Linked DNA regions of Homo sapiens: region 1 is linked to region 2. The links are chromatin loops, found by intact Hi-C in ENCODE. Cell type or tissue: natural killer cell. All regions are shown on one strand. Each heading gives the region's core, and the rest is flanking DNA. Links, peaks and the distances in the headings are about the cores only.

What was found. A loop is a pair of places that touch in the nucleus more often than their neighbours do. Peaks named below come from ENCODE experiments on the same cell type or tissue, not always from the same donor. Only the 100,000 strongest peaks of a DNase experiment are listed, where the experiment ranks them.
Region 1: a loop joins it to region 2, with 12 times the contacts of the local background. A loop is called at or near these places in 48 of 110 quality-filtered maps.

Annotation. Positions count from the first base shown.
Region 1 is chr16:29,841,186-29,856,725 of GRCh38, forward strand. MVP (major vault protein) reads left to right here. Exons shown (of 15, transcript NM_005115.5): 9 at 411-655; 10 at 730-927; 11 at 3,308-3,694; 12 at 4,678-4,794; 13 at 4,973-5,099; 14 at 6,012-6,200; 15 at 6,577-6,836. The coding sequence ends at 6,804. Among named protein-coding and RNA genes, the nearest start is that of CDIPT, 14 kb to the right of the region's middle. RefSeq lists enhancers at 4,469-4,970, 4,971-5,470, 7,363-7,657. In natural killer cell, for the core only: CTCF peaks have their summits at 7,510 (motif pointing left) and 7,710; a DNase peak (open chromatin) is centred at 7,506.
Region 2 is chr16:29,692,318-29,709,090 of GRCh38, forward strand. It overlaps QPRT (quinolinate phosphoribosyltransferase), which reads left to right. Exons shown (of 4, transcript NM_014298.6): 2 at 2,347-2,882; 3 at 4,679-4,810; 4 at 4,882-6,382. The coding sequence ends at 5,094. Among named protein-coding and RNA genes, the nearest start is that of QPRT, 22 kb to the left of the region's middle. RefSeq lists enhancers at 2,679-3,210, 10,002-10,101, silencers at 7,136-7,310, 15,441-15,490 and a cis regulatory region at 8,081-8,683. In natural killer cell, for the core only: a CTCF peak has its summit at 8,349 (motif pointing right); DNase peaks (open chromatin) are centred at 8,364, 9,694 and 10,224; H3K27ac peaks cover 2,955 bases.

The DNA of each region.
Region 1 (15,540 bases), core at 3,786-11,785, 150 kb after region 2:
CTTGGAATCCGAGGGAGCATCCGTGTACACAGCCTACTTCACCATCCCCGAGGTGCCCTCCAAACTGCCCCATGAAGGAAGATTCTAGAAATAACATTGAGCACCTTCTCTATGCCAAGAGCTGTTTGAGCTAGACATGTGAAGATGTCATTCACCCCTAGACCCTGCAAGGTAGCCACCGTCAAGTCCACTTGACACATGAGGAAACTGAAGCCCAAGGGGTGAGGTAGTTAGCCCACGATGACAGGGCCAGCAGATGGCAAACCCGGGGTGGAGCCTGGCCTCCCCGTAGAGAAGGTGTTTAACCTCGTGGCGCGCCTTCCCTGGATGGGCTCTGCTTTGGGACAGCTGGGCGGATCTTCCTCCCTTCCACCCTTACGGGCAGCTTCCCTCCCTGTCCTCGTCCCAAGGTGCGCGCTGTGATTGGAAGCACCTACATGCTGACCCAGGACGAAGTCCTGTGGGAGAAAGAGCTGCCTCCCGGGGTGGAGGAGCTGCTGAACAAGGGGCAGGACCCTCTGGCAGACAGGGGTGAGAAGGACACAGCTAAGAGCCTCCAGCCCTTGGCGCCCCGGAACAAGACCCGTGTGGTCAGCTACCGCGTGCCCCACAACGCTGCGGTGCAGGTGTACGACTACCGAGAGAAGCGAGCCCGGTGAGTGCTGGCAGCGCAGGGTGTAGGGGGTGGCTCTCCATGGGTCTGGCTCTGACCCTCGGCTGTCTCTGCAGCGTGGTCTTCGGGCCTGAGCTGGTGTCGCTGGGTCCTGAGGAGCAGTTCACAGTGTTGTCCCTCTCAGCTGGGCGGCCCAAGCGTCCCCATGCCCGCCGTGCGCTCTGCCTGCTGCTGGGGCCTGACTTCTTCACAGACGTCATCACCATCGAAACGGCGGATCATGCCAGGCTGCAACTGCAGCTGGCCTACAACTGGTAAAAATGGGGACAGGGCATGGGGGTGCATTCCTGGAATCCCAGCACTTTGGGAGGCTGAGGTGGGAGGATCACTTGAGCCTAGGAGGTCCAGGCTGCAGTGAGCCTTGATGGCCCCACTATACTCCAGCCTGGGTGACAGAGCAAGACCCTGTTTCTTTGTTTTTTGTTTTTTTAGTTTTTTGGTTTTTTGGTTTTTTGGTTTTTTTTGAGACCGAGTTTCACTCTTGTTGCCCAGGCTGGAGTGCAATGGCGCGATCTTGGCTCACTGCAACCCCCACCTCCCGGATTCAAGCGAGTCTCCTGCCTCAACCTCCCAAGTGGCTAGGATTACAGGCATGTGCCACCATGCCCAGCTAGTTTTGTATTTTTAGTAGAGATGGGGTTTCTCCATGTTGGTCAGGCTGGTCTCGAACTCCTGACCTCAGGTGATCCGCCTGCCTCGGCTTCCCAAAGTGCTGGGATTACAGGCATGAGCCACTGCACCCGGTCAACCCTGTTTCAAAACAAAAAAAACAAACCGGGTGGCAAGCAGTGGGTGAGGGTTCCTGCTGGGTGCAGCCTAGGAACCCCAAGAAAAGGAGGGTCCTGCTCAAGTGCTGGTGCTGGGCTCCTCATGAAGGCAGGACACCTCATTCAGTGCTGAGGTCAAGAGGGAACCTAGGAGTTCACGCAAATCCAGGGAAGGCGTGGGCTCACCTCCTGGGGTCAGGACTCAGGGATCCAGTAGCAGGACACTACCCCAACTAAGCTCCCAGTGAGCGTGCAGCCAAATGCGTAACTGTCGGGCTGTTAAAAGATGCATGGGACACAGCTGGCGGGAGTGGGCAGTGCAAGGGGGCGGTGAGAACTCAAGTTCAGAAACTGACTGCCCTGGCCTGCGCCCCCGCCCTGCTGTTTGCAGCCTGTGGACCTGGGGAAGGGACAGGGTGCTTTCCTCAGTTTCCCCATCTGTAACATGAGGAAGACAGCATTTTCTCCTTCACAAGGCCATTGAAAAGATGCAATGAGTGTTAGAACAGTGCCTCTATTGGTCAGAGCTCAATAGCAGCTATTAGGATTGGGTGAGATAAGTCATGTACAGAAACAGTGTTCATGACTGGGTACTGTGGCTCACACCTGTGATCCCAGCACTTTGGGAGGCTGTGGCAGGAGGATTGCTTGAGGCCAGGAGTTTGAGACCAGGCTGGGCAACATAACAAGACTCTGTTTCAAAAAAAAAAAATTTATAAACTAGCTGGGCATGGTGGTACATGTCTATAGACCCAACTACTTGGAAGGCTGAGGTGGGAAAATTGCCTGAGCCCAGGAATTTGAGGCTGCAGCAAGCTATGATTGTGCCACCACACTCCAGCCTGGACAACAGAGACCCACAGAGACCCTGTCTCGGAGGAAGGGAGGAAGGGAGGAAGGGAGGAAGGGAGGAAGGGAGGAAGGGAGGGAGGGAGGGAGGGAGGGAGGGAGGGAGGAAGGGAGGAAGGGAGGGAGGGAGGGTCAGGCGTGGTGGCTCATGCCTGTAATCACAGCACTTTGGGAGACTGAGGCAGGCAGATCACTTGAGGTCAGGAGTTTGAGACCAGCCTGGCCAACATGGTGAATCCCTGTCTCTACTAAAAATACAAAAATTAGCCAGGCCTGGTTGTGGGCACCTGTAGTCCCAGCTTGTAGTCCCAGCTACTCAAGAGGCTGAGGCAGGAGAATCTCTTGAATCCGGGAGGCGGAGGTTGCAGTGAACCCAGATCGAGCCACTGCACTCCAGCCTGGGCGACGGAGCAAGACTGTCTCCAAAAAGAATATTCAATACTCCCAAGCATGTCCCTCACCTCTTAGCTGAGAGCAGCCAGTGCCCTGATGGCGGCAGACAGCTGCCGACATATTCCCAGGGCTGCCGACATATTCCCAGGCACTACAACATCATAGTTAAGAGCACAGGCCCCAGAAGCAGCTGCCTGGTTCAGCTTTCTGGCTTGTCACATGTTATATGGCAAGTCTTGGGCCAGCCACTTGACTTCCCTGGACCTCTACTTCCTCATCTGTAAAATGGGGGTGGTGATCATTGCCATCTCATAGGGTGGCTGAGTGGGATTAAAGGAGAACGTGTGTTAAGTTTTTAGGACCTTACCAGGCATACATTAGCATTCTCTATTGCGAGAGACCCTGCCCGGCCACACAGGATGGGTGTTGAAGTTCTTCTCGGAGAGAGTTGCTGGCTGGGCGTGATCACACATGTAGTCCCAGCACTTTGGGAGGCTGAGGTTGGGGGGTTGCCTGAGCCCAGGAGTTCAAGACCAGCCTGGGCAACATGGCAAGACCTTGTCTCTTCTAAAGAGAGATTCCTGGGTGAAAGCAGCTTCCCCATTCTGGGCCTGTTTGTTCACAGGCACTTTGAGGTGAATGACCGGAAGGACCCCCAAGAGACGGCCAAGCTCTTTTCAGTGCCAGACTTTGTAGGTGATGCCTGCAAAGCCATCGCATCCCGGGTGCGGGGGGCCGTGGCCTCTGTCACTTTCGATGACTTCCATAAGAACTCAGCCCGCATCATTCGCACTGCTGTCTTTGGCTTTGAGACCTCGGAAGCGAAGGGCCCCGATGGCATGGCCCTGCCCAGGCCCCGGGACCAGGCTGTCTTCCCCCAAAACGGGCTGGTGGTCAGCAGTGTGGACGTGCAGTCAGTGGAGCCTGTGGATCAGAGGACCCGGGACGCCCTGCAACGCAGCGTCCAGCTGGCCATCGAGATCACCACCAACTCCCAGGAAGCGGCGGCCAAGTAAGTGAGGCTGGGAGCTCGGCTGCCTATAATGCCCATGGCAGGCCACTGCTGGGAACTGGATAACCTGGCATCCCTTGTGGACTGCCTGCTGCCATCCCTACCCTCAAAGATCTATTCCCTACCCAACAGATCAGGTGACCCACTTAAAATGTGAATCAGGCTGGGCGCGGTGGCTCATGCCCGTAATCCCAGCACTGTGAGAGGCTGAGGCAGGAAGATCACTTGAAGCCAGGAGTTTGAGGCTGCAGTGAGCCATGATTGCGCCACTGCACTCCAGCCTGGGCAACAGGCCTGGGAGACTGACCCTGTCTCAAAAGAAAAAAAAAAAAAAAAGCACGTATCAGATGTGGCTCCTGCAGCCTCCCATCTTGCATGTGATAAAACCTAAACTCCTTCCTGCAGCTCCAGCCGGCCTCCCCCGATTTGCCTTCTAGCCTCCCCCTTCCATGCTCCTCGTCCCTGGAACATGTTCCAGCTGACATGTTCCAGCCCCACTGGCTTCCTCTGCTCCTTCAATGCACAGCTTGGACCCACCTGAAGGCCTTTTGCAATGGCTATTCCTGCTGCCCAGAAAGCTTCCCCCCGCCCCTGAGCTCCCTTCCAGGCAGGCTTCTCCTTCTGGCTTCAGCCCAAAGATCCCCTCCTTGGGGAACACTTTTCTTTCTCTCACAGCTGAATAGCACCCTCTTTGCCTGGTCTCTCCCACACTTGTCACTGTCTGAAATCCTCCTTGTATACTTGTTCTTTTCCCACTCAAGTGGCGTGAAAGTAGGGGGCCGCAGTCACGCCTGCATTTGTCCGGCCTAGAATGACACTGGCTTGTGGCGCGTATACCATTCTGGGTTGAGTTGCGTATTGGGTGCCTTCTAGGGGCTGGGGTCTGTCCTGGGCACCGGTTTGGTTGGTGGCCGCTGCCCTTGGCGCTCCTGTTCCTGCTCTGGCCCCATGCCAGCCTCTCACCTGCGCTCCGTCTCCTCCAGGCATGAGGCTCAGAGACTGGAGCAGGAAGCCCGCGGCCGGCTTGAGCGGCAGAAGATCCTGGACCAGTCAGAAGCCGAGAAAGCTCGCAAGGAACTTTTGGAGCTGGAGGCTCTGAGGTGGGTTGAGAACTAGAGGAGGAGACTGGCAGGGGCCGAGGGTCTTAGGACAGCAGCTGGTGTGGGCAGCAGGCCTGGGTGGGGTGTCGATGAGACAGTGCACGGCTACAGCATAAGCCAAGGCCGTGGGGGGACTGGGCTGTCTCCCGGGTCTTACCTGACTCTGCCTTCTCCCCAGCATGGCCGTGGAGAGCACCGGGACTGCCAAGGCGGAGGCCGAGTCCCGTGCGGAGGCAGCCCGGATTGAGGGAGAAGGGTCCGTGCTGCAGGCCAAGCTAAAAGCACAGGCCTTGGCCATTGAAACGGTGAGTGGGGGGAGGCATTAAGAAGAGGGTGGCCTTGAGTCCTGGAAAAGGCCCATTCCCTACAGTCCCTGAGACTGTATAGGACACCAGGTCCCCCAACATAAAGCCCTATCCAAGTACTTTGCATTTGCAAAGTCCTTTGCCTTGTAGGATTCATTGACTCCATTGCTGGAAGGTAAGGATTAGAACACCCATTTTGCAGCTGGGCGCTCATGCACTGGCCACCTTGGCACAAGTGCTGTGTATGCTTCATAGGCATTATCTTATTTAATGCTTGAAATCCCATTAAGAGGCCGGGTGCAGTGGCTCACGCCTGTAATCCTAGCACTTTGGGAGGCCGAGGCGGGTGGATCACCTGAGGTCAGGAGTTCAAGACCAGCTTGGCCAACATGGTGAAACCCCATCTCTACTGAAAATACAAAAAATTAGCTGGGTATGGTGGCATGTGTCTGTAACCCCAACTACTTGGTAGGCTGAGGCAGGAGAATTGCTTGAACCCAGGAGGTGTGGAGGCTGCGGTGAGCTGAGGTTGTGCCACTACACTCCAGCCTGGGCAACAAGAGTGAAACTCCATCTCAAAAATAAAGTAAATAAAAATAAATGTAAAAAGAGGCCTAGTGTGGTGCCTCAGGTCTCTAACCCCAGCACTTTGGAAAGCTGAGATGGGAGGATCATTTGAGGTCAGTTCGAGACCAGTTCAAGACTAGCCTGGGCAACATAGCAAGACCTCATCTCTACAAAAACAAAATTTTTTAATTGACTGGGTGTGGTGGCACATGCCTGTAGTCCCAGCTACCCAGGAGGCTGAGGCAGGAGGATCCTTTGAGCCAGGAGTTCAAGGCTGCAGTGAGTCCTGATCTGCATTCCAGCCTGGGTCAAAAAATAAAGAATGATTGATTTTTCCTCTTCCAGGAGGCTGAGCTCCAGAGGGTCCAGAAGGTCCGAGAGCTGGAACTGGTCTATGCCCGGGCCCAGCTGGAGCTGGAGGTGAGCAAGGCTCAGCAGCTGGCTGAGGTGGAGGTGAAGAAGTTCAAGCAGATGACAGAGGCCATAGGCCCCAGCACCATCAGGGACCTTGCTGTGGCTGGGCCTGAGATGCAGGTGAGAGTTGGGGAAGGTGTGTTGGTTTCAGGACCAACCTTGAAACCAGGAAGGCAGAGCCAAGGCGGAAAACACAACATCTGGAAAGATTGTGGGGAAGGGAGGGGTGAGTGACCTGACCCACGATGCAGGGACATTCACACAGTGTCACGCTGCATCAACGTCAGGCACTGTACTAGACCCAGCAGTGAGCCAGAGCTCCGGAGGAGACAGGAAATGGATGGGACGCCAGTCTGACAGGCATTTCCAAGGCAGTCAAGCAGGGTGGTCAGATGCAGGGGAGGTGACCCTTCAAACCAGCTGACTTAAGGAGGGTCACTCTGAAGTGGCCAGGGTTTGACGCCCATCTCAACTTCCTCCTGTTCTCACCCTCCAGGTAAAACTGCTCCAGTCCCTGGGCCTGAAATCAACCCTCATCACCGATGGCTCCACTCCCATCAACCTCTTCAACACAGCCTTTGGGCTGCTGGGGATGGGGCCCGAGGGTCAGCCCCTGGGCAGAAGGGTGGCCAGTGGGCCCAGCCCTGGGGAGGGGATATCCCCCCAGTCTGCTCAGGCCCCTCAAGCTCCTGGAGACAACCACGTGGTGCCTGTACTGCGCTAACTCCTGATTAATACAATGGAAGTTTCTGGGCATTTACAATTTCAACACTTTTCTCTTGTCTGACATTGGTTGGGGTTACCAGGGAGCTTAATGGTGGGGAGGGGAGGTGCCCCTGGCATCTTTTTTTTTTTTTTCGAGCTGGAGTCTTGCTCTGTCACCCAGGCTGGAGTGCAGTGGTGTGATCTCTGCTCACTGTAACCTCCACCTCCCAGGTTCAAGTGATTCTCCTGCCTCAGCCTCCTGAGTAGCTGGGATTACAGGCACGTGCCACCACGCCCAGCTAATTTTTGTATTTTTTAGTAGAGATGGGGTTTCACCATGTTGGCCAGGCTGGTCTCGAACTCCCAACCTCAGGTGATCTACCTGCCTCGGCCTCCCAAAGTGCTGGGATTACAGGTGTGAGCCACTGTGCCCGGTCAACATCTTTAGATAGTTACAGGAGACTCTTCTCCTCCATAAAGGGGAGAGGACCCCGAGGCAGGGGAAGGATGAGCTGGAAGTCACCCAGTAGGAATGTGGCCCCAAAGCCTTGTGCACTGGGCTTCCTAGAGCCCAGATAGGGGTGATGATGCCACGGGTGGGGGCATGGGGCCCACAATGGCAACATCTCACCACTGGTTCTCCAGGAGCCCAGCTGCCTGGTAGCTCTCAGCTGTTGCAGATGCAACCCAGCTTCCCATTCGGGAGGCGCCCTCCAGCGCCACCTGCTGGAGCACCCACAGCACCAGCAGACGTGTCAGGCTTGCACCCGGTGCTGTGCGCTTGTCCCTTCCCAGGTGGGGGTGTCAGGTTGGGGAGGAGGACCCTGCCTAGGGCAGTAGGAATTGGGCATCTCCTTGAGCTTCCGGTCTGGGCTGTTTGGGAGCACTGAAGGAGGAGTGCCCTTATCCCACCTTCTCCCCCACAACCAGTATGGGGTCCTCATTTGAGAGAAGGATCCAGGTGCAGTCAGCCTGGGTGCACTAGCCCTTTGGGGCCAGGAACAGTTGTAGGTGCCAGGCCTGCCCCGTCTCTGCCGAGGAAGTAAAAAGATCCCAGGGGCCGAGTGCAAGAGCTTAGGCCTGTAACCCCAGCACCTTGGGAGGCCAAGGCACAAGGATCACTTGAGACTAGGAGTTCGAGACCAGCCTGGGCAACATAGCAAGACCCCCATCTCTACCAAAAAAAAAAAAAAAAAAGCAAAAGCCAGATGTTATGGCATGCATCCGTGTTCCCAGCTACTCGGGGGGCTAAGGTGAGAGGATTGCCTAAGCCCAGAAGTTGGAGGCAGCAGTGAGCTATGATCATACCACTGCAGTCCAGCCTGGGTGACAGAGGGAGACCCTGTCTCTATAAAAAAAAACAAAACAAACAAAACCCTTAAAGCCTCCCTAAAGCCCTCATTTTCACCTTCCTGTAATATTGAGTGGAAAAAGCCCGATCCCCCCTTAAACCACCTCCCTCCCTCTCTGCCCTGCCCCTGACCGTTGCTGCAGGAGGAACACCCCACGGAGCTGACTGATCTTATTTTAAACTCATGGGAACAAATTTTGAGGGAGGTGCAGCTTCTCTGGCTGTGCTGCTCTGTCTTGTGTGCGATCCGCTTTGAGACAACCATTCACACCACCTCTCCTCTCAGCCTCCTACACCCCTGCCCACTTTCTCTCACCTCTTTGAGAAAATAGAAGCAAATTGGGTAGGAAGGCCCTTCCCAGCAACAAACCTAACAAACTGCTGGCATCTAGACTGTCCTCCCTCCTCTTCCCACCCTGGGCTCCTCCCCTTGGGCTCTAGGAGAGAGGGCTGCATTCCTTCACTGATTGCCGTCCTCTCCTGTGCTGTCAATTTTTTTTTCTTTTTTTTTTTTTTCTTGAGACTGAGTCTCGCTCTGTCACCCAGGTTGGAGTGCAGTGGCGTGATCTCAGCTCACTGCAACCTCTGCCTCCTGGATTCAAGTGATTCTCCTGCCTCAGCCTCCCGAGTTGCTGGGACTACAGTCATGCACCACCATGCCCTGCTAATTTTTGTATTTTTGGTAGACATGGGGTTTTGCCATCTTGTCCAGACTGATCATGAACCCCTGACCTCATGATCTGCCTGCCTTGGCCCCCCAAAGGGCTGGGATAACAGGTGTGAGCCACTGTACCCAGCTGATATGCCATCAATTTCTTCTCTCCTGCATCATCATCATCAGGATATAGACATGTCTACTCTGTCCATATAAAACAACTCCCTTAACCCTATGAGCCCCTCTAACTTCCACCTCTCCTTTTTCCATCACAGCCAAATTTTTCCAGAGTTCTCTGTGGTCTCACTTTCCATTCCTCATCTCTCATTATCTCTTCAAACCACTCCAGATAGGGCCAAACGTGGTGGCTCACGCCTGTAATCCCAGCACTTTGGGAGGCCGAGGTGGGTAGATCACCTGAGGTCGGGAGTTCAAGACCAGCCTGGCCGACATGGTGAAACCCTGTCTCTACTAAAAATACAAAAGTGAGCCAGGTGTGGTGGTGGGTGCCTGTAATCCCAGCTACTCGGCAGGCTGACGGAGGAGAATCGCTTGAACCTGGGAGGCAGAGGTTGTAGTGAGCGAGATTGCGCCATTGTACTCCAGCCTGGGCAACAAAAGCAAAACTCCGACTCAAAAAAACACCCCAGTTTGCTTCTGTCTCTGCCCCTTACTTTATGGAAACTGCTTTATTCGGCATCACCAGTAATGTCCCGTTGCTAAATCCAGTAGTTGATCGGTCACTTGGCACAGTTGGCCATTCCTCCCATGCTGGGCTTTCCTGACATCACCTGTTCTAGTTTTCTTTCTCGCTTCTCTCAGTAGGTTCCCTAAGGCCCACTTCTCATGCTGACATTCTTGTCCAATCGCATGACCTCAGATGGTCTCTATACCACTGACCTCAGAATCCATTACTCCAGCTCCGACCTCACCCAAGAGCTCTGGACTCATTTCCAATCCATGCCTTGATGTCTCCACGTGGACCTCAATTGGTGATCAGGCTTTGGCTCTTGCCAATGAAATGCAAGGGGAAATGACATCACATGCCTGTTCTTCCCTTTTCCATATAAATGGGTGACCAGCAATGTTCCAAGTGGAAGCTGCTCCAACCACCTGGGTCCCAGGGAGAAAATGGCATGAGGTGCAGCCACAGCTGACCTGCAACAGACATGTGGCAGGAGTGAGAAATGTTTGCTGTATTAAGCAACGGAGATTTGGGGGGTTTTGTTACCACAGTATAACCTAGCCTATCCTGACTACTTTGTGTGCCTCACAGGATTGTAAGATCTCATAGGTCATAGGGGAAACTCCTCTAAATTGTATGCAAGGGGCCAGGTGCAGTGGCTCACGCCTGTTATCCCAGCACTTTGGGAGGCCGAGGTGGGTGGATCACCTGAGGTTGGGAGTTCAAGACCAGCCTGGCCAACATGGTGAAACCCCGTCTCTACTAAAAATACAAAAAAAAAAAAAAAAACACAAAAAAAACTAGGCGTGGTGGCACACGTCTGTAATTCCAGCTACTCAGGAGGCTGAGGCAGGAGAATCGTTTGAACCCCGGAGGTGGAGGCTGCAGTCTGCCGAGATCGTGCTACTGCACTCCAGCCTGGGAGAGGGCAAAACTCCATCTTAAAAAAAAAAAAAAAAAATTATATGCACGAAGAGGGGCCCAGCACAGGCCATAGAGTGGGGAAGACAGGACTTGCTGGAAATACAGTGAGCTTCTGTCTCCAAAAAAAAAAAAAAAAAAAAAAATTAGATTAATTTTTTTTTAACTTTACATTTTTAAAATTTTAATTATTAGGTTTAACCTCAAATTTTTTTTTTTTTTTTTTTTTGAGACAGGGTCTTGCTCTGGCTTGGTGGTTAAATATTTTGAATTTCATCCCTGGGGCTTAGGGTTGCCCCAAGCAACCTGTTTACTGAAAGAAGCCTGAAATATACATTGAATTTTTTTTTCTTTTTAGACAGAGTCTCGCTTTGTCGCCCAGGCTGGAGTGCAGTGGCATGATCTCGGCTCACTGCAACCTCTGCTTCCCAGGTTCGAGCAATTCTCCTACCTCAGCCTCCTGAGTAGCGAGAATTACAGGCGTGTGCCACCACGCCTGGCTAATTTTTGTATTTTTTGAGACAGAGTTTTGCTACTGTTGCCCAGGCTGGAGTGCAATGGCACAATCCCGGCTCACTGCAACCTCTGCTTCCTGGGTTCAAGCGATTCTCCTGCCTCAGCCTCCCAGGTAGCTGGGATTACAGGTGCCTGCCGCCACACCCAGGTAATTTTTGTATTTTTAGTAGAGATGAGGTTTCACCATGTTGGCCAGGCTGGTCTTGAACTCCTGACCTCAGGTGATCTGCCCGCCTTGGCCTCCCAAAGTGCTGGGGTTACAGGCATGAGCCACAGCGCCTGGCCCTAGTTTTTTATATCTTAAAAATTAGGCCTATGTCTAATCCAAAAAAAGTGTTTTTAGATTAAATTAGCTAGGTGTGGTGGCATGTGCCTGTAGTCCCAGCTACTCAGGAGGCTGAAGTAGGAGGATCACTTGAGCTCAGGAATTTGAGGCTGCAGTGAGCTATGACGGCATCACTGTACTCCAGCCTGGGCAACAGAGTGAGACCCTGTCTCAAAAACATACATAGAGAACAGTGTGATCTCTGAAGAAGTTCAACACAGCCTGTTTTTCTCTAGCACTAGAACAAATGGCTTTTCTTTGGTTGAATACCAAAGTAATTGATGTGTTGAAGGACCCCCTTTATAAGAAAAATCTGTGTCTTTCAACAGCGAACACATTCAGCATGGTAAGATGCTGTTTACCGAATCAGTTTCCTCTTCCACTTACGCCCACAACTAATCTGTGTCCCAGCTTCCCTTGTCCTCAGACACTGCCGTGTGACCGAGTTGTAGCCAATGGAATGGAAGTGGAAGTAATAAGTGCTAATTTCCTGTCTTTCCATAAAAACTTGGCTCCTGCAACCTCCATACACATCATCTGCCTACATGATGCAAACAAGCTGGGCAGTCCCAGGAGCCACGTGTTGAAAATGGCAGAATCACAGAACAGGAGATGCCCGAATTCCTGAATCGCCGCTTGCAGGAGAGCTGTCTCCCAGTCGGCAGCATCTGATTAAGATTTAATATGAGTTAGAAATAAAATAATGTTCTTTCTTTTTTTTTTTTTTTTTTGAGACAGAGTCTTGCTCTGCCTCCAGGCTGGAGTGCAGTGGCACGGTCTCGGCTCACTGCAACTTCCGCCTCCTGGTTCAAGTGATTCTCCTGCCTCAGCCTCCCGAGTAGCTGGGACTACAGGCGTGCACCACCACACCCAGTTAATTTTTGTATTTTTTGTAGAAATGAGGTTTCACCATGTTGGCCAGGCTGGTCTCGAACTCCTGACCTCAGGTGATCCCCCACCTCAGCCTCCCAAAATGCTGGGATTATAGGTGTGAGCCACCACGCCTGGCCAACTCTTTAACTCTTTTGTAGCAATGGGGACTTGCTATGTTACCCAGGCTAGTCTCAAGCTCCTGACCTCAAGTAATCCTCCTGTTTCAGCCTCCCAAAGTGCTGGGATTACAGGCATGTGCCACCACAACCAGTCTAGAAATAAACTATCATGTTTGAGGCACTACACATCTTGAAGTTTGTTACAGTAGTTAGGGTTATTTTTAATCACAGAAGGAGAGCCTTGAAGACTGAGACTGCCTAGAGGAACAGCAAATGTACAGGTACTGATCTCCTGCCCTCCGAGGCGCAGTCATTGAGTGGAACAAACAAATGAAACTTCTTACACAGTGGCGTGGTGATCATTCATTTATTCTGAAGGCATATAGCTGATTCCAGAAGGCTATTACTGCACATATAACGTGACTCCACTATGTTCCCTAGATCAAATATAGATACTCCAGGGCCCAGGTCAGCTCAGCCTTTCCCCACTCCCCACCTCCAGATCAAGGGCTCTGCAGGTTCTTCCTGAGCCCAGGCCAGCCACTGGACATGGAACGCCGGCACCAGTCTGACTGCGAGCCACGTCCCTGTAGGCCAAGGGGACTTAGAAGCCCTCCTGTGAGTCTTCAGTGCTACCCTACAAGCCTCAGGATGCTCGGGTGCAGATTCTTTTAGACTGCCCGTGCTCACACTCTCCTCCTCAACTCTCTTTTTTAAGATCACATATGGCCAGGTGCAATGGCTCACGCCTACAATCCCACCACTTTAGGAGGCCGAGGCGGGTGGATTACCTGAAGTCAGGAGTTCGAGACCAGCCTGGCCAACATGGAGAAACCCCATCTCTACTAAAAATACTAAATTAGCCGGGCGCGGTGGCGGGTGCCTGTAATCCCAGCTACTCAGGAGGCTGAGGAAGGAGAATTGCTTGAACCCCAGGGGCAGAGATTGTAGTGAGCCGAGATTGCACCACTTTACTCCAGCCTGGGCTAAAGAGTGAAACTTCTGTCTCAAAAAAAAAAAAAAAATCACATATGGCCAGGCATGGTGGTTCATGCCTGTAATTGCAGCACTTTGGGAGGTTGAGGTGGGAGGATCACTTGAGCCCAGGAATTCAAGACCAACCTGGGCAACATAAGGATACCCCATCTCTACAAAAAAATACAAAAATAGTGTGCTGGGGGTGGTGGTGCCGCCTGTAGTCCCAGCTACTCAAGAGGCTGAGGCTGGAGGATCACTTGAGCCCAGGAGGCAGATGTTGTGATGAGTCGAGATGGAGCTACTGCACTGCAACCTGGGTGACAGAGTGAGACCTTGTCTCAAAACAAAACAACTCAATGTAGCTGGATTTACACAGTCAGCCTTCTGATGTCACTGTAAATGGTTAGAGCCAAGGAGCCTAGGAGCCAGCCAGGGACATGGGAGTCAGGCAGGCCAAGGGCTCTGTCCTCTGGGGCTGGAGAGAGAGGACCCACCAGGCTGGAGGAAGAGCCAACAGGAAGGAGAAAGGGCTGCAGGGCAGGCACAGGGACAGCCCCTGACCCAGTCTCCTACCTTGACTGCAGCAGGCCAGGTAGTGGGGTGCCCACAGCTGGAAACGCACCTCAGTTTTTTGTTTTTTGTTCTTTTGAGACGGAGACTCATCTGTCGCCAGGCTGGAGTGCAGTAGCACAATCTTGGTTCACTGCAACCTCTGCCTCCCAGGTTCAGGCGATTTTCCTGTCTCAGCCTCCCGAGTAGCTGGAACTACAGTAGGCGCGTGCCACCACACCCAGGTAATTTTTAGTAGAGACAGGGTTTCACCGTGTTAGCCAGGGTGGTCTCTATCTCCTGACCTCGTGATCTGCCCACCTTGGCCTCCCAAAGTGCTGGGATTACAGGCGTGAGCCACCACACCCACCGCACCTCAGTTTTGTGCACCAATAGCTTCTTCAAGCACAGGTCTGTCCCTGCCACTGTCCTGCTTTAAGCCCCTCAACGTTCATCCTATACGTGTCCCCCAAAAAGCGCGAGATGATTTACCGCAGCACCATTCACAGTGGTAGGACCAGGTTAAACTGAATTTTTTTTTGAGACAGAGTCTCACTCTGTCACCTAGGCTGGAGTGCAGTGGTGCGATCTCAGCTCACTGCAACCTCTGCCTCCCGGGTTCAAGCGATCCTCCTGCCTCAGCCTCCCGAGTAGCTGGGATTACAGGCGCCTGCCACCACGCCTGGCGTTCTATGCAACCATTCAGAAGCCCGCTGGCGTGAAAGTACTGCGTACAATTAAGTGTTCAGGTACAGGCTCTGGAACCAGACTGGCCAGGCTGCCACCTCTCGGGGCCTGTTTCCTCTCTGGGGAATGAGAACAGTAACAGGGCTGTCGTATTGTGTGCAACTGTACAATTGTGAGATAAGATAATGCACGCAAATAGCACTTAGAGCAGGGTAGCTTGTGTTAGCAGAACAGCACATACATAAAATGAATGTTAAGATATGGAAATGGGCTAGACACAGTGGCTCACACCTGTAATTCTAGCGCTTTGAGAAGCCAAAGCAGGAGGATCACTTGAGGCCAGGAGTTTGAGACCAACCTGTGCAACACAGTGATACCCCCATCTCTACAGAAAAACATAAAAATTAGCCGGGCATGGTGGTGCATGCCTGTAGTCCCAGCTGTTCAGCAGGCTGAGGCAGGAGGACTGCTTGAGCCTGAGAGGTCGAGGCTGCAGTGAGCTATGATCATGCCACTGCACTCCAGCCCAGGTGACAGAGAGAGACCCTGTCTCCACAGTAAAATTTTAAAAAGTCCTCTGGGCTCCTAGGCCGCCCCAGCTGGCTTCTGCGTCGCCTCTCACCAGCTCTCCCAGCCCCCAACCCCCACTCCCCCAACCTCCCTGGAGCACTTGGTGCTCCAGGCCCTGTGACCTAGATCTGTTTCTTTTTTTTTTCCCCACCTTGACTGGAGCAGGCCAGGTTGGCAGGGATGGTAGGGGTGCCTGATGCGCTTGAAACACACCTGCTTTGTGCACAATTTTTTTTTTTTTTTTTTAGACGGAGTCTCGCTCTGTCACTGGGCTAGAGTACAGTGGCATGATCTTGGCTTACTGCAACCTCCACCTCCTGGGTTCAAGCAATTCTCCCACCTCAGCTTCCTGCGTAGCTGGGACTACAGGCGTGCACCACCACACCTGGCTAATTTTTGTATTTTTTGTAGAGATGGGGTTTCACCATGTTGGCCAGGCTAGTCTTTAACTCCTGACCTCAAATGATCCACCCCCTTGGGTGGATCCCAGAGTTCTGGGATTACAGGTGTGAGCCACTGTGCCCGG
Region 2 (16,773 bases), core at 3,558-11,557:
CGCCTGTAATCCCAGCACTTTGGGAGGCCGAGGCGGGCGGATCACGAAGTCAGGAGATTGAGACCATCCCAGCTAACACGGTGAAACCCCGTCTCTACTAAAAACACAAAAAAATTAGCCAGGCGTGGTGGTGGGCGCCTGTAGTCCCAGCTACTCGGGAGGCTGGGGCAGGAGAATGGCGTGAACCCGGGAGGCGGAGCTTGCCGTGAGCCGAGATCGCGCCACTGCAACAGAACGAGACTATCTCCAAAAAAAAAAAAAAAGTGTGGGTATATAGTAGGTGTATATATTTATGGGGTGCACATTGATAAAGGCATGCAATGCATAATAATCACATCATGGGCTAGATGCGGTGGCTGACGCCGAGATCGCGCCTCTGCAGTCGCCAGGCCACTGCAGGCGCCACAGTGGCGACAGAGCGAGACTCCGTCTCAAAAAAACAAATAAATAAATAAATCAGGTTAGGCCGGGCGCAGTGGCTCACGCCTGTAATCCCAGCACTTGGGAGGCGGAGGCGGGCGAATCACGAGGTCAGGAGTTCCAGACCAGCCTGGCCAACATGGTGAAACCCCGTCTATACTAAAAATACAAAATTTAGCCGGGTATGGTGGCAGGCGCCTGTAACCCCAGCCACTCGGGAGGCTGAGGCAGGCGAATCGCTTGAATCCGGAAGGCGGAGGTTGAAGCGAGCCGAGATCACTCCATTGCACTCCAGCCTGGGCAACAAGAGTGAGATTCTGTCTCAAAAAAAAAAAAAAAAAATTACATCATAGAGAATGGGGTGTCCATCCCCTCAAGCATTTATCCTTTCTGTTACAATCCAATTGCATTCTTTTAGTTATTTCGAAATGTACAGTTATTATTGACTGTAGTCACCCTGTTGTGCTAGCAAATAGTAGGTCTTATTCATTCTTTCTATTTTTTTTGTACCCATTAACCTTCCCCACCTCCCCATCATCCTTTTTTTTGTTTTGAGACGGAGTCTTGCTCTGTCACCCAGGCTGGAGTGCAGTGGCACGATCTCAGCTCACTTCAACCTCTGCCTCCTGGGTTCAAGCGATTCTCCTGCTTCAGCCTCCCGAGTGGCTAGGATTACAGGCCTGCGCCACTATACTTGGCTCATTTTTTTCGGGGTTTTGCCATGTTGGCCAGGCTGGTCTTGAACTCCTGACCTCAGGTGATCCACCTGCCTCAGCCTCCCAAAGTGCTGGGATTACAAGCATGAGCCACTGTACCCAGCCCCATCATCCTCATTTTATTTATTTTTTATTTTTATTACTATTTTTTTAGGTGGAGTCTTGCTCTGTCACCCAGGCTGGAGTGCAGTGGCGTGACCTCGGCTCACTGCAACCTCTGCTTCCCGGGTTCAAGCAATTCTCTTGCCTCAGCCTCCCGAGTAGCTGGGATTGCAGGCGCCTGCCACCACGCCCGGCTAATTTTTGTATTTTTAGTAGAGACAGGAGGGTTTTACCATTTTGGCTAGGCTGGTCTCAAACTCCTGACCTCAGGTGATCCTCCCGCCTTGGCCTCCCAAAGTGCTGGGATTACAGGCGTGAGCCACCGCGCCTGGCCAGACTGATTTTTTTTTTAAGTGAATTTGAAAGCTGCAACTGGTGAGTATTGGATAAACAAACTGTGATGGGATTGCAGGTGTCCACCCCCAAGCCTGGCTAATTTTTGTATTTTTAGTAGAGACCATGTTGGCCAGGCTGGCCTTGAACCCCTGACCTCAAGTGATCTGCCTGCCCCAGCCTCCCAAAGTGTTTGGGATTACAGTCGTGAGCCACCGCACCCGGTCAGAAGTTTAATTTTTTTTTTTGAGACGGAGTCTTACTCTGTCACCCCGGCTGGAGTGCAGTGGCCTGATCTCGGCTCACTGCAAGCTCCACCTCCCAGGTTCACGCCATTCTCCTGCCTCAGCCTCTGGAGTCGCTGGGACTACAGGCGCCCGCCACCAAGCCTGGCTAATTTTTTCGTATTTTTAGTAGAGACGGGGTTTCACCATATTAGCCAGAATGGTCTCGATCTCCTGACCTCGTGATCCGCCCGCCTCGGCCTCTCAAAGTACTGGGATTACAGGCGTGAGCCACCGCGCCCGGCCCAGAAGTTTAAATTTAACTAGGTGCCCAGTGATCTCATCAAGCCCACAGCACTCCCTCACCCTCGCCCCCACAACCTCCCTTCCCCCCACGCCCCCCTTCCTCACCGCAGTCCCCCCCCTGGGACCCCTAGATCTTGAGGCTGATGGGCCAGTTCCCAGTTTCACTGGTTGTTAAATATTTTGACAGTGACCCCTGACAGCAGGAGAGGCAGCCAAACTCAACAGCTGTTCTCTCTTCCCCCCAGGCCTGGCGCTGCTGCTGCCGCCCGTCACCCTGGCAGCCCTGGTGGACAGCTGGCTCCGAGAGGACTGCCCAGGGCTCAACTACGCAGCCTTGGTCAGCGGGGCAGGCCCCTCGCAGGCGGCGCTGTGGGCCAAATCCCCTGGGGTACTGGCAGGGCAGCCTTTCTTCGATGCCATATTTACCCAACTCAACTGCCAAGTCTCCTGGTTCCTCCCCGAGGGATCGAAGCTGGTGCCGGTGGCCAGAGTGGCCGAGGTCCGGGGCCCTGCCCACTGCCTGCTGCTGGGGGAACGGGTGGCCCTCAACACGCTGGCCCGCTGCAGTGGCATTGCCAGTGCTGCCGCCGCTGCAGTGGAGGCCGCCAGGGGGGCCGGCTGGACTGGGCACGTGGCAGGCACGAGGAAGACCACGCCAGGCTTCCGGCTGGTGGAGAAGTATGGGCTCCTGGTGGGCGGGGCCGCCTCGCACCGCTACGACCTGGGAGGGCTGGTGATGGTGAAGGATAACCATGTGGTGGCCGCCGGTGGCGTGGAGAAGGTGCTGGTCCTGCCTGTCCCTGGTCCAACCCCACCCTCAGCACACCCCTCCCCTCCCCTCCCCTCTCCAGAGCCTCCAGCCATGACCGGGTGAACAGCCATGGCCTGGAGTCAGCAACACAAGACTCTTCCCACCTCAGCTCCTCCATCTGAGCTGGGCTCAGTTGAGCTCATCCAGCTAAGCTAAAGGGGAGCTGGGCCTGCTTTTCTTTTTCTGGAGATGGGGCCTCAGTCTCTCCAGTAGCTGGATATACAGGCATGCTCCACCCCACTGGCTAATTTTTGCTTTTTTTTTTTTTTTTTTTTTTTGAGATGGAGTCTCACTCTTTCACCCAGGCTGGAGTGAAGTGATGCAATCTCGGCTCACTGGAACCTCTGCCTCCTGGGTTCAAGCAATTCTCCTGCCTCCGCCTCCCGAGTAGCTGGGATTACAGGCGCCAGCCACCATGCCCGGCTAATTTTTGTATTTTTTAGTAGAGACAGGGATTCACCATGTTGGCCAGACTGGTCTCAAACTCCTGACCTCAGGTGATCCACCCACCTCGGCCTCCCAAAGTGCTGGGATTACAGGAGTGAGCCACTGCACCCAGCTGCCTTTTTTTTTTTTTTTTTTTTTTTTGAGATGGGGTCTCACTATGTTGCCCAGGCTGGTCTCAAACTTCTGGACTCAAGTGATCCTCCCACCTTGGCCACCCAAAGTGCTGGGATTATAGGCATAAGCCACCATGCCTGGTTTTGGAATTGGTTCTTTATCTTTGTTCTGCTGCTGCGTGGCGTGATGTTCAAGAGCAAAGGACAACACAGGGGAAGCCAGTGTCACTGGCACCACAGCCTTGAGCCCATCTCTCTAGCCCTCTGCACCTTATTTCCCATCTGTGAAATGCCCTTAAACACCCCTTCTAATTTTAATATTCTGAGTCAAATTGAGCTCAGGTCCAAATGCCAAATATTGCTGATATTCATCCACTTTTTGACCCACAAAAGTGGTCATTTTAACCTACAATAAAACATCCTGGCTCAGTGGCTCATACCTGTAATCCCAGCACTTTGGGAGGCCCAGTTGGGGGGATTACTTAAGTCCAGGAGTCTGAGACCAGCCTGGGCCATATAGCAAGATTCTGTCTCTACAAAAAATTAAAAAATTAGCCATGCTTGTGGGCAAGCCCCTGTAGTCCCAGCCACTTGGGAGGCTGAGGTGGGAGGATCACTTGATCCCAGGAGGTGGAGGCTGCAGTGAACTATGACTGCACTGAACTCCAGCCTGGGCGACAGAGCGGGACCCTGACTCAAAAACAAAACAGTGGCCAGGTGCGGTGGCTCACGCCTGTAATCCCAGCACTTTGGGAGGCTGAGATGGGTGGATCACGAGGTCATGAGTTAGAGACCATCCTGGCCACCATGGTGAAACGTCGTCTCTATTAAAAATACAAAAATTAGCTGGGCATGGTGGCACGCACCTGTAGTCCCAGCTACTCGGGAGACTGAGGTGGGAGAATCACTTGATCCCAGGAGGTAGAGGCTGCAGTGAGCTATCATTGCACCACTGCACTCCAGCCTGGGCGACAGGTTGAGACCCTGTCTCAAAAACAAAACAAAGCAAAAACAACCCCAAAGTCTGGTTTCCTTATTAACCCCAAGTTCATGGTCCACCCGAAGCTTTTCAAATGTCAGTCCCGGCTCCCCGCGCCCCAGCTGCAGTGCTGGGCCCTATCGTCACCCTCGCCCTCCCGGCTCCCTGCGCCCCAGTGCCAGGTGCTGGGCCCAGTCCTCACCCTTGTCCTCCCGGCTGCCCAGCAGGCGGTGCGGGCGGCCAGACAGGCGGCTGACTTCACTCTGAAGGTGGAAGTGGAATGCAGCAGCCTGCAGGAGGCCGTGCAGGCAGCTGAGGCTGGTGCCGACCTTGTCCTGCTGGACAACTTCAAGCCAGAGGTAAGGTGGGCTCTGCCTCCGGGGAGGGATCTGTGGTGGGCTCTTACCTCCCCTTGGCTTGTGTCCCGCAGGAGCTGCACCCCACGGCCACCGTGCTGAAGGCCCAGTTCCCGAGTGTGGCTGTGGAAGCCAGTGGGGGCATCACCCTGGACAACCTCCCCCAGTTCTGCGGGCCGCACATAGACGTCATCTCCATGGGGATGCTGACCCAGGCGGCCCCAGCCCTTGATTTCTCCCTCAAGCTGTTTGCCAAAGAGGTGGCTCCAGTGCCCAAAATCCACTAGTCCTAAACCGGAAGAGGATGACACCGGCCATGGGTTAACGTGGCTCCTCAGGACCCTCTGGGTCACACATCTTTAGGGTCAGTGGCCAATGGGGCACATTTGGCACTAGCTTGAGCCCAACTCTGGCTCTGCCACCTGCTGCTCCTGTGACCTGTCAGGGCTGACTTCACCTCTGCTCATCTCAGTTTCCTAATCTGTAAAATGGGTCTAATAAAGGATCAACCACATGGGGTTCTGCGGTGATAATGAGCACATAGTGAGGGGTCAGCAAATGTCAGAAGTTACCTGGGACAGCCGGGCACGATGGCTCACACCTGTAATCCCAGCACTTTGGGAGGCTGAGGCGGGAAGATCACTTGAGTTCAGGAGTTTGAGACCAGCCTGGCCAACATGGTGAAACCCCATCTCTACCAAAAATAGAAGAATTAGCTGGGTGTGGTGGCACGCGCCTGTAATCCCAGCTACTTAGGAGGCTGAGGCAGGAGAATCGCTTGAACCCAGGAAGTGGAGGTTGCAGTGAGCTGATGGTGCCACTGCACTCCAGCCTGGGTGATAGAGCGAGACTCTGTCTCCAAAGAAGAAACAAAGGAAAGAAAGAGAGAAAGAGAGAGGGAGGGAGGGAGGGAGGGAAAGGAAGGATGGAAAGAAAGGAAGAAAGGCAGGCAAAAGCCCCAGACAGGCCAAAACCTTCATCCTTCATGCACCCAACCTGTACCAAACACCAGCATGGCCTGGCTGTGAGTGCACAGCAGATGGAGGTTTGCTGGGCAGAGACACTGGGCTGGCCTAGACACTGCCTTTGGTGATACCCTAAACCAAAGGGGCCAGTCCCACAGTAAGAAGGAGACCACTACTACTCCTGCTGCCCTCCTCCCCCCACCTTGCCTAGTTTACAAGACAGGAGGAAAGAGAGAAAGCAAAAAGTTAGAAAACAAAACAAAACAGAAGTAAGATAAATAGCCAGAAGACCTTGGCGACACCACCCGGCCCTGGTAGTTAAAAAAAAGTAACAATAATAATAATATCAACCCCTGACCTAAACTACTTGTGTTATCTGTAAATTCCAGACATTGTATGAAAAAGCATTGCAAAACTTTCTGCTCTGTTAGCTGATGCGTGTAGCCCCCAGTCACGTTCCCCGCTTGCTTGAGATATCATGACCCTTTCACGTGGACCCCTTAGAGTTGTAAGCCTTTAAAAAGGCCAAGAATTTCTTTTTCAGGGATCTCAGCTATTAAGATGCAAGTCTGCCAATGCTCCTGGCCAAATAAACCTCTTCCTTCTTTAATCCGGTGCCTGAGGAGTTTTGTCTGTGGCTCGTCCTGCTACAAGAGGACACAGCCCAGAGGTGCCACCTGCAGCTGCCCTGTCCCCTCTAATCCCAGCTCCACCCTGCCTGCTCCCGTCCTTCCTCCAGGGGGAACATGGACACGCTCAGATGAACCCCAGCTTCTTATGCCTGAACTGGGGAAACTGAAGCCCCATGGGACCAGGGGTTCCACTGGGCATCAAGGGAGGAAAGTTGAGCCCCGGGGTGATCTGGGAACTGGGATCTGGGATCTGGGCAGGCATTGGGGCCTGACAGAGCAGAAGTGAGGAGAGGGTACCAGGAGCTGCAAACTCGGTGCCTCCAGGACCTATTCGGATAAAATAAATGGGTGGAACTGGAATAAGACAAAGTGGGGGTGCGCTGTGGCCAACTGGAAAATGCTCGTTGCAGCCACAGCGTTCCATTAAAAAAGCGAAAGGAACCTGCCTGCCTGAGTCTTAAGCTCCCCCTAAACCCAGAAATGGGTTAGCCCTCCAGTATCCTCCAGCTCTGAGAGCTGGGGCGGGCACTCCATTACTGGGGGAACAGGAAATGGATCCTGGGCACTCTAGGGCAACACACGCCCTCCTTGCAGGGAAATGGATTTCCAGGCAGGGGAGATGCATGGGCAGAGGTGGCTTGGATTGTTTGCTGTAAGATTTGAAGCTGTGATCAGGAGGTGGCTAGGAGATGGGCTGGGTCCAGACCACAAAATGGTAGATCGGAGGATTTGGACTCTGTCTCATGAGTGAGCTGGAAATCAAGCTGGAAAATCAGATAAGCTTATTCGCAGCTTCAATCCAGTCCGTTGCAGAAGGATGCATTTGAGGGGGCTAGAGCAGCTGCAGGGAGGCCAGGAGGAGCTGTGGAAGAGGACTTGAGTGTGGGTCATGGCCATGGGGTTTGGAGAGAAGTGATACAGTGTCTTCAGAGCTTCAGAAGGCAGAGGGAGTTCGATGGCTCAAGGCAGTTGGAAGAGTTGGGTGTGACTGAGGGGGTGGGGAAATGGGGCATGCGTGGCAGGCAAGGACTCTTATGCATCACCTCCCAGTCCCTTGTCCATCTGGCTACACTTCCTCTTTGCCTGGCCAGCCTAGGACCAAGCTGGGATCATTTCCCCAGGATGCCCCACAGACAATGGCAAATGTGCCCATCATAGCAGTTTGTTTAATGAAAATGATATGCTGTTGTGAGTACGGGATGTGCCAGCAATGCTGGCTACTGCATGAGACGGGAGCTAGCAGGGAGCACCTTCATCCAGGGTGTGCAGGTCCCCTTCCCTCAGTTAATGCTCGTGGGGGCGGGCGTTAGCCTCTCCACTTACCGAAGAGGAGACTGAGGCTTTATAAAGTTAAGAGAGCTGCTTAGGGTCACTCATCAATAAAGTGGTGGAGGCCAGTCATGGTGGCTCACACCTGTAATCTCAGCACTTTGGGAGGCTGAGGCAGGAGGATCACTTGAGCCCAGGAGTTCAAGACCAGCCTGGGCAACATAGTGAGACTCAATTTCTATTTTTAAAAAATTATCCAGCTGTGGTGGTGCACACCTGTAGTCCCAGCTACTCAGGAGACTGGGGTGAGAGGATCGCTTAAGCCTGGGCAGTTGAGGCTGCAGTGAGCTGTGACTGCACCACTGCACTCCAGCCTGGGTGACAGAGGCCCTGTCTCAAACAAAAATAAATAAATAAATAAATATATAAAGTGGTGGAGCAGTTTGAATTGTGTCATTCACTCATTCAATATTTAACTGAGCATCTACTGTGTGCCAGGCACTATTCTAGACAATGAACATACAACGAGTAAACAGATAAAAATCTCTGTCCTCAGGGAGTCTGTATGTTGGGGTTGGGGTGGGGGCGGGGAAGAATAGACAATGAAAAAATACTTAAGGAAAATATGTAGACACCAATTGTCCTGATGGCCACCCCTGATGGCCACCAGAGGGCACTGCAACCACGCGGCCCTCCGTTCGTCTCTAATTCCAGCTCCCTTTCCGGATTCCGAAGGCAATAGCCAAGGAGGCTATGAATACGCAGCATAGCATCTGCTCAAGAATCAACGCGAGGAGGCATTGGCAGCAGTTTTTTCTCCACCCACTTTTCCAGCCTCATCCCCTCATCAGACCCCCATCCAACTGCCCAGGGTACCCCTGTGACTTTTCAAAGCCCCGTGTACTCCAGATTCACCAGCTACTCACATTCACTCCCAGCCACCCATCCCCTCCCAAATACTGTCTGGGTTACCCACCAACCCCATCCATCCGCTCACCTGATGCCTGTCCTCCTCCTCACCCACCCACCCGCGCCCCTCGCCCCTTCCACCTGCTGTCCTGCCCACCGGAAACTGGCCAAATTGTCCCATAGATTTTTTTTTTTTTTTTTTTTTTTTTGGATAAACACAGAAATTGACATTCCTGGTCTTAAAGCTTGAAACTTAAATTTGCCTTATCTGAGTTCCTTCCCCAGGAAACTGACCCTCAGGCCTCCCAGATAGCATCAAGGAACTGAAACTCCTTTTCTTTACCCCCCTCTAATTCCTGTTTTCCCACCCACAGCTACATTTGCTCCCCACTATATAAACCCCCAATTGGAGTTTGTTGGAGAGATGGATTTGAGACTTATCTCCTGTCTCCTTGGCAGATGTCATCTGAATAAAGCCTTCTTTCCTGGCGATACTCATTGTCCCGGGATCCCAGATCAGCTTTCTGTGCAGTAAGCAATGGGACCTAGACTGAATCCCTGGCGTTTCGGTAATACACCCATCCATCCTGTCCACCCCCACCCATCCTGTCCACCCCCATCTATCCTGTCCACCCCCGACCCATCCTGTCCACCCCCGACCCATCCTATCCACCCCCTTGTGCTTCCATCCACTCATCACTCTTCCCACCCCTCCGCCCACCCACCATCCGATGCTACAGAAGCCCAGAACTGGGGCACTCAATCTAGAGGTCAAAGATGGCAAGAGGTCAAACCAGATTGACAGTGAGTCACCTCAGTGGATATGAGTTTTAGTGTGCTGAGGCCGTGAAAGGTAAAAGCATTTAAAAACAGCAAGGCCAGGCACGGTGGCTCACGCCTGTAATCCCAGCACTCTGGGAGGCCAAGGCAGGTGGATCACCTGAGGTCAGGAGTTCAAAGCTAGCCTGACCAACATGGGGAAATCCCTTCTCTACTAAAAATACAAACTTAGCTGGGCGTGGTGGCATGTGCCTGTAGTACCAGCTACTGCTACTTGGGAGGCTGAGGCAGGAGAATCGCTGAACCCGGGAGGCGGAGGTTTCCATGAGCCGAGATCACACCACTGCACTCCACCCCGGGGAACAAGATCGAAACTCTGTCTCAAAAAACAAAAACAAAAAACCCACAAAAATTAGCCAGGCGTAGTGGCGGGTGCCTGTAACCCAGCTACGCAGGAAGCTGAGGCACAAGAATCACTTGAACCTCAAAGGCAGAGGTTGCAGTGAGCCGAGATCATGCCACTGCACTCCAGCCTGGGCGACAGAGTGAGACTCTGTCCCAAAAAAAACCCAGAGCAAACAAACAAAAAACACAACGGCGAGACATTCTTAGCAAACCAACTATCTGCAAACAATTCAACGTCGGATCTTTAAAAAAATCCCGCTGTGGCATTATGCTGCGGACACATACATTAATTTATGGCTAGCCCTTCAAGACAACCAGGTGGGTAAAATTATGTAAATGTTCACCGCCTCTATACTTTGTTCCAATGACTTCCTGAGTAATTGATTGTTTTGCCAATTACTCAGCAACATTTAAGACCTGCTTCCGGAGGCCCTAAGTAGCTCAGCATTCTAAGACCGAAGTACTGAAGAAAATCTGCCTGTGTGGCTGTGAATAACATCTCCATCCGTCACTGTGCACATCAGATTTAGGCCAGATAACGCAGGCTTTATTTATTTCAGGTACGCCTTGCGCTTCAGATCATGGGACTCTAGTATAGCACCCCCAGAAAATTATCAAGGGCAAAAAAATCATAATACATACCTCTAGTTCAGTGGGTCCTTGGATAACCTCTTTCCTCTCTCCTAGTTCTTCAGCTAAAAGATTCAGGAGCCTTAGCAACAAGAAGGAGCTATCCCACAAGTTGCATTATTCTAGATATTCGGACACTTTTTTTTTTTTTTAAGCAGGAGTCTTGCTATGTTGCACAGGCTGGTCCTGAACTCCTGTCCTTAAGTGATTCTCTTGCCTTGGCCTTCCAAGTAACTGGGATTACAGCGGTGAGCCACCGTGCCAGGGTTTTGGATGCTTTTTTTTTTTTTTTTTGAGACAGAGTCTCTCTTGTCGCCCTGGCTGGAGTGCAATGGTGTGATCTTGGCTCACTGCAACCTCTGCCTCCCGGGTTCAAACAATTCTTCTCCCTTGGCCTCCCAAGTAGCTGGGATTACAGGTGCGTGCCACTACACTCAGCTAATTTTTGTATTTCTAGTAGAGATGGGGTTTTACCATGTTGGCCAGGCTGGTCTCGTACTCCTGATCTCAGGTGATCCGCCCACCACAGCCTCCCAAAGTACTGGGGTTACAAGCGTGAGCCATCGCGCCTGGCCGGATACTTTTTAACCAAAGGAAAAAGCAAGCATCTTTATTGGAATAATATATCAATATATGCAGGTAATCAGACAATACCAGTCAGACAACACTGACTTCTTTTTTTTTTTTTTTGAGAAAGGAAGGAAGGAAGGCAGAAAGGAAGGAAGGAAGGAGGGAAGGCCGGAGGTGGTGGCTCATACTTATAATCCCAGCACTTTTTGAAGCCCAGAAGGGAGATCACTTGAGGCCAGGAGTTTGAGACCAGCCTGGGCAATATAGAGAGACCCCATCTTGACAAAAAATTTAAAAATTAGCCAGGCATGATAATTTGCACCTGTAGTTCCAGCTACCCAGGAGGCTGAGGCAGGAGAATTGCTGGAGCCCAGGAGTTTGAGGCTGCAACCAGCCGTGACTGCACCACTGCACTCCAGCCTGGGCGACAGAGAGATACCCTGTCTCGAAAATAATAAATAAAGGCCGAGTGTGGTGGCTCACACCTGTCATCCCAGCACTTTGGGAGGCCGAGGCAGGCAGATCACCTGAAGTCAGGACTTCAAGACCAGCCTGGCCATAATGGTGAAACCCCGTCTCTACTAAAAATACAAAAATTAGCCAGGCATGATGGCAGGCGCCTGTAATCCCAGCTACTTGGGAGGCCAAGACAGGAGAATCGCTTGAACCCGGGAGGCGGAGGTTGCAGTGAGCCAAGGTCGTGCCATTGCACTCCAGCCTGGAGAACAACAGCGAGACTTCGTCTCAAAATAATAATAAATAAATAAATAAATAAATATGTAAAAAGTCCCTTAACTGAGGCCAGGCGCAGTGGCTCATGCCTGTAATCCCAACACTTCGGGAAGCCAAGGAGGGTGGATCACCTGAGGTCAGGAGTTCAAGACCAGCCTGACCAACATGGAGAAACCCCATCTCTACTAAAAATACAAAATTAGCTGGGTGTGGTGGCGCATGCCTGTAATCCCAGCTACTCAGGAGGCTGAGAGAGGAGAATCGCTTGAACCCTGGAGGTGGAGGTTGCTGTGAGCCAAGATCACACCATTGCACTCCAGCCTGGGCAACAAGAGCAAAACTTCATCTCAAAAAAGCCCCTTAACTATAATCTAAGAAACAAAAAATATTTAATTTTTATTTTCTGCATGATCTGCTTAGTTTTCTTAATAAGCTGTGAACCAGAAAGGGAATTTGCTGCGGTTTGGCAGCCTTTTAGGTGGAGGATTATAGTGAATACATTTTTAGATTATTGGTATAGTAACTTCCCCAAAGGATGTAAGATTTTGAGGACTAAACCAAGTCCTGCACTTTCCATTCCAACCTAATTAATTCCAGTGAATGAAACATTCATTGGGGAAAGCACAGAAGATGCAGAAGAGCTGCTTACATGACCTGAGTCAACAATTCAGTGACCCTCTGCGTATAATAATCAAAATAGGGCCAGGCGCAGTGGCTCACACCTGTAATCCCAGCACTTTGGGAGGCCGAGGAGGGCAGATCACCTGAGGTCAGGAATTTGAGACCAGCCTGGTGAAAATGGTGAAACCCCGTTTCTACTAAAAATACAAACAATTAGCTAGGCGTAGTGGCGCACACCTGTAATCCCGGCTACTCGAGAGGCTGAGGCAGGAGAATCGCTTGAACCCAGGAGGCAGAGGTCGCAGTGAGTCGAGATCGCGCCATTGCACTCCAGCTTGGGCACCAAGAGTGAAACTCGGTCTCAAAAAAATAAATAAATAAAAATAAAAATAGAACAATAAAGTCCATTCATAAATTTTCTAGCATAGTTAACTTATCCACCTCCTCTTGCTTTTCGTTAATTAATTTAGTTATCAGAGTACAAAATGAAAAAGTAAAAAATATCCATTCACTCTCATTCCCATGAGGTAACCACGTTTAAGGAGCTCTGTGTTTTTAGTCCTCCTGGCATCTACACTTGAGTGGAAAAGATGATCATTTGTGGTTTTAAGCACTATTGACTCCCTGATGTGAAGAACAAAGAATGTATCTCACTCATTCTTTTTTTCTTCTTTTTTTTTGTGCTGTTTTTATTGGTAGTCTTCCTACTAGTTATCATCATAACTTTAAATGATATATTTAATCCCCTTTTCTTGAAGCATTGTTTTTATTTTTATTTTTTTACTTGTATTTATTTATTTATTGAGACAGAGTCTCACTGTGTCACCCAGGCTGGAGGGCAGAGGTGTGATCTTGGCTCACTGCAACCTCCGCCTCCTGGGTTCAGGCAGTTCTCCCCCTTCAGCCTCCCGAGTAGCTGGGATTACAGGCACCCGCCACCATGCCCAACTAATTTTTGTATTTTTAGTAGAGGTGGGGTTTCATCATGTCGGCCAGGCTAGTTTCAAACTCCTGATCTCAAATGATCCACCCACCTTGGCCTTCCAAAGTGCTGGGACTGGCCGGGGATGATGGCTCACGCCTGTAATCCCAGCACTTTGGGAGGCTGAGGCGGGTGGAAATCACAAGGTCAGGAGATCCAGACCATCCTGGCTAACACGGTGAAACCCCTTCTCTACTAAAAATACAAAAAATTAGCCAGGCGTGGTGGTGCATGCCTGTAATCCCAGGTACTTGGGAGGCTGATGCAGGAGAATCGCTTGAACCTGGAAGGCGGAGGTTGCAGTGAGCCGAGATGGTGCCACTGTACTCCAGCCTGGACGACAGAGTGAGACTCCATCTCAAAAAAAAAAAAAGCAAAAAACTCCACAAAGTGCTGGGATTACAGGCGTGAGCCACTGCGCCTGGCCTGAAGCATCGTTTTTAAAATTCAGATATAATTTACATCGCATATACTTCACTGCTTTAAAGGGTTCAGGCTGGGCACAGTGGTTGACACTTGTAATCCCAGCCCTTTGAGAGGCTGAGGTGGGGGGGATCACTCAAGGCCAGGAATTTTTGAGACCAGCCTGGGCAACATAGTGAGACTCGCTCTCTACCAAAAAATTTAAAAATGAGCTGGGCAAGATGGCACACACCTGTGGTTCCAGCTACTTGGGACGCTGAGGTAAGAGGATTGCTTGAGGCCAGAAGCTCGAGGCAGCAGCGAGCTGTGATTGCACCACTGCACTCCAACCTGGGAAACAGAGTAAGACCCCTTCTTTTTTTTTTTTTAGATGGAGTCTCGCTCTGTCGCCCAGGCTGGAGTGCAATGGCGCAGTCTAGGCTCACTGCAACCTCCACCTCCCAGGTTCAAGCGATTCTCCTGCCTCAGCCTCCTGAGTAGCTGGGACTATAGGCGCCCACCACCACGCCCAGCTAATTTTTTGTATTTTCAGTAGAGACGGGGTTTCACCACATTGGCCAGGCTGGTCTCGAACTGCTGACCTCATGATCTGCCTGCCTCAGCCTCCCAAAGTGTTGGGATTACAGGCATGAGCCACCACTCCTGGCCAAAACCCCTTCTTAAAAAAAAAAAAAAAAAAAAAAAAAAAGAACATCCTTTTTTTTTTTTTTTTTTTTGAGACAGAGTTTCGCTCTCTTGCCCAGGCTGGAGTGCAGTGGCGCAATCTCGGCTCACCTCCTGGGTTCACGCCATTCTCCTGCCTCCATCTCCCGAGTAGCTGGGACTACAGGCACCTGCCACCACGCCTGGCTAATTTTTTTTGTATTTTTAGTAGAGATGGGGTTTCACCGTGTTAGCCAGGATGGTGTCGATCTCCTGACCTCGTGATCCGCACGCCTCGGCCTCCCAAAGTGCTGGAATTACAGGCGTAAGCCACCGTTCCCGGCCAAAAGAACATCTTAATAATCCCAGAAAGATTGGGCGCAGTGGCTCATGCCTGTAATCCCAACACTTTGGGAGGTTGAGGCAGGTGGACCACGAGGTCAGGTGTTCGAGACTAGCCTGACCAACACGGTAAAACCCCATCTCTACTGAAAACACAAAAATTAGCCAGGCATGGTGATGCATGCCTGTAATTCCAGCTACTCAGGAGGCTGAGGCAGGAGAATTGCTTGAACCTGGGAGGCGGAGGTTACAGTGAGCTGAGACTGTGCCATTGCACTCCAGCCAGGGTGACAGAGTGAGACTCTGTCTCAAAATAAATAAATAAATAAATAAATAAATAAATAAATAAAATAACTCCAGAAAGAAACTCCCTTCTTGTGATATCAAGTACATCTCCCTCCTCTCAGCCAATGGCAACCATTATTCTACTTTCTGTCTTGATGGATTTTATCTACATAGAATTGAGGGAAGAGAGAACTTCTCATATTGTTTTATATTGTTTTATACTCAGTACCTGTTTTAAGAAAAAACAACAAGAAAGTAAAATCAAAGACAGGCAGCCCGGCGCCAGGCCCGAAACCAGGCCTGGGCCTGCCTGGCCTAAACCCAGTAGTTAAAAATCAACTCATAACTTAGAAACCAATGTTATTCATAGATTGCAGACACTGTATAGAAGAACACTGTGAAACTCCCTGCCCTGTTCTGTTTCTCTCTGACCACCGGTGCATGCAGCCCCTGCCACATACCGCCTGCTTGCTCAAATCAATCACGACCCTTTCATGTGAAATCTTTAGTGTTGTGAGCCCTTAAAAGGGACAGAAATTGTGCATTCTGGGAGCTCGGATTTTAAGGCAGTTGCTTGCTGATGCTCCCAGCTGAATAAAGCCTTTCCTTCTACAACTTGGTGTCTGAGAGGTTTTGTCTGCGGCTCGTTCTGCTACAGAAGCATACAACACATGGCCTTTTGTGCCTGGCTTCTTCCATTCAGCATGTTTCTGAGGGTCATCCATGTTGTCTGTACTTCATTCCTTTTAATGGTTTCCATTGCATGGATATACTACATTTTCTTTACCCATGCTTCAGTTGATGGACATGTGGGTTGTTTCTACGTTTTGGCTATTATGAATTATGCTGCTATGAAAATTCATGTACTGGTTTTGGTGTGGGCACACGTTTTCAATTTCTCTTGGGTGTATACCTAGGAATAGAATTAGAAAATCATGTTGGCTGGGTGCGGTGGCTCACGCCCGTAATCCCAGCACTTTGGGAGGCCAAGGCGGGCGGATCACGAGGTCAGGAGATAGAGACCATCCTGGCTAACACGGTGAAACCCCGTCTCTACTAAAAATACAAAAAATTAGCCAGGCGTGGTGGTAGGCGCCTGTAGTCCCAGCTACTCGGGAGACTGAGGCAGGAGAATGGAGTGAACCCGGGAGGCGGAGCTTGCAGTGAGCAGAGATTGCGCCACTGCACTCCAGCCTGGGCAACAGAGCGAGACTCCGTCTCAAAAAAAAAAGTCATGTTTTACTTTTTGTGGAACTGCCACACTGGTTTTCAAAGCTGCTGCTTGTACATTCCACTAGCAATGCACAAGGGTTCCTATGTCTCCACATCCTTGTCAACACTTGTTATTGTCCATCTTTTTAATTATAGCCATCCTAGTGAGTGTGATGCAGTACCTAATTGTGGTTTTGATCTGTATTTTCCTAATGATTGATGATGTTGAACATCTTTTCATGTACTTATAGAAGTTATTAAAAAATTACTTTAGGCAGATGGAGAGGAAAAGGGGTCCTTGGAAAGTTGTTTCTTTTAAAGCAACTCCAGAAACGTTTCTGGTTTACCAGGAAAGCCCTGGCTCTTAGAGCCCAGCCAGCAACATTTGATATGCAAATGCAGACCATTAGAAACTGGGTCCACCCAAACATGGCGATTCCCACCGTTGTCCTCTTGCCCTTGCCCCCACATGTGCCTGGCAAATGGCTACCCCTACATATCCCCCACCTGTGTAAAACATCATGGTGCCCTGCATTTGCATCTTAAAAGGCTAGGGTGAGAGGGCCA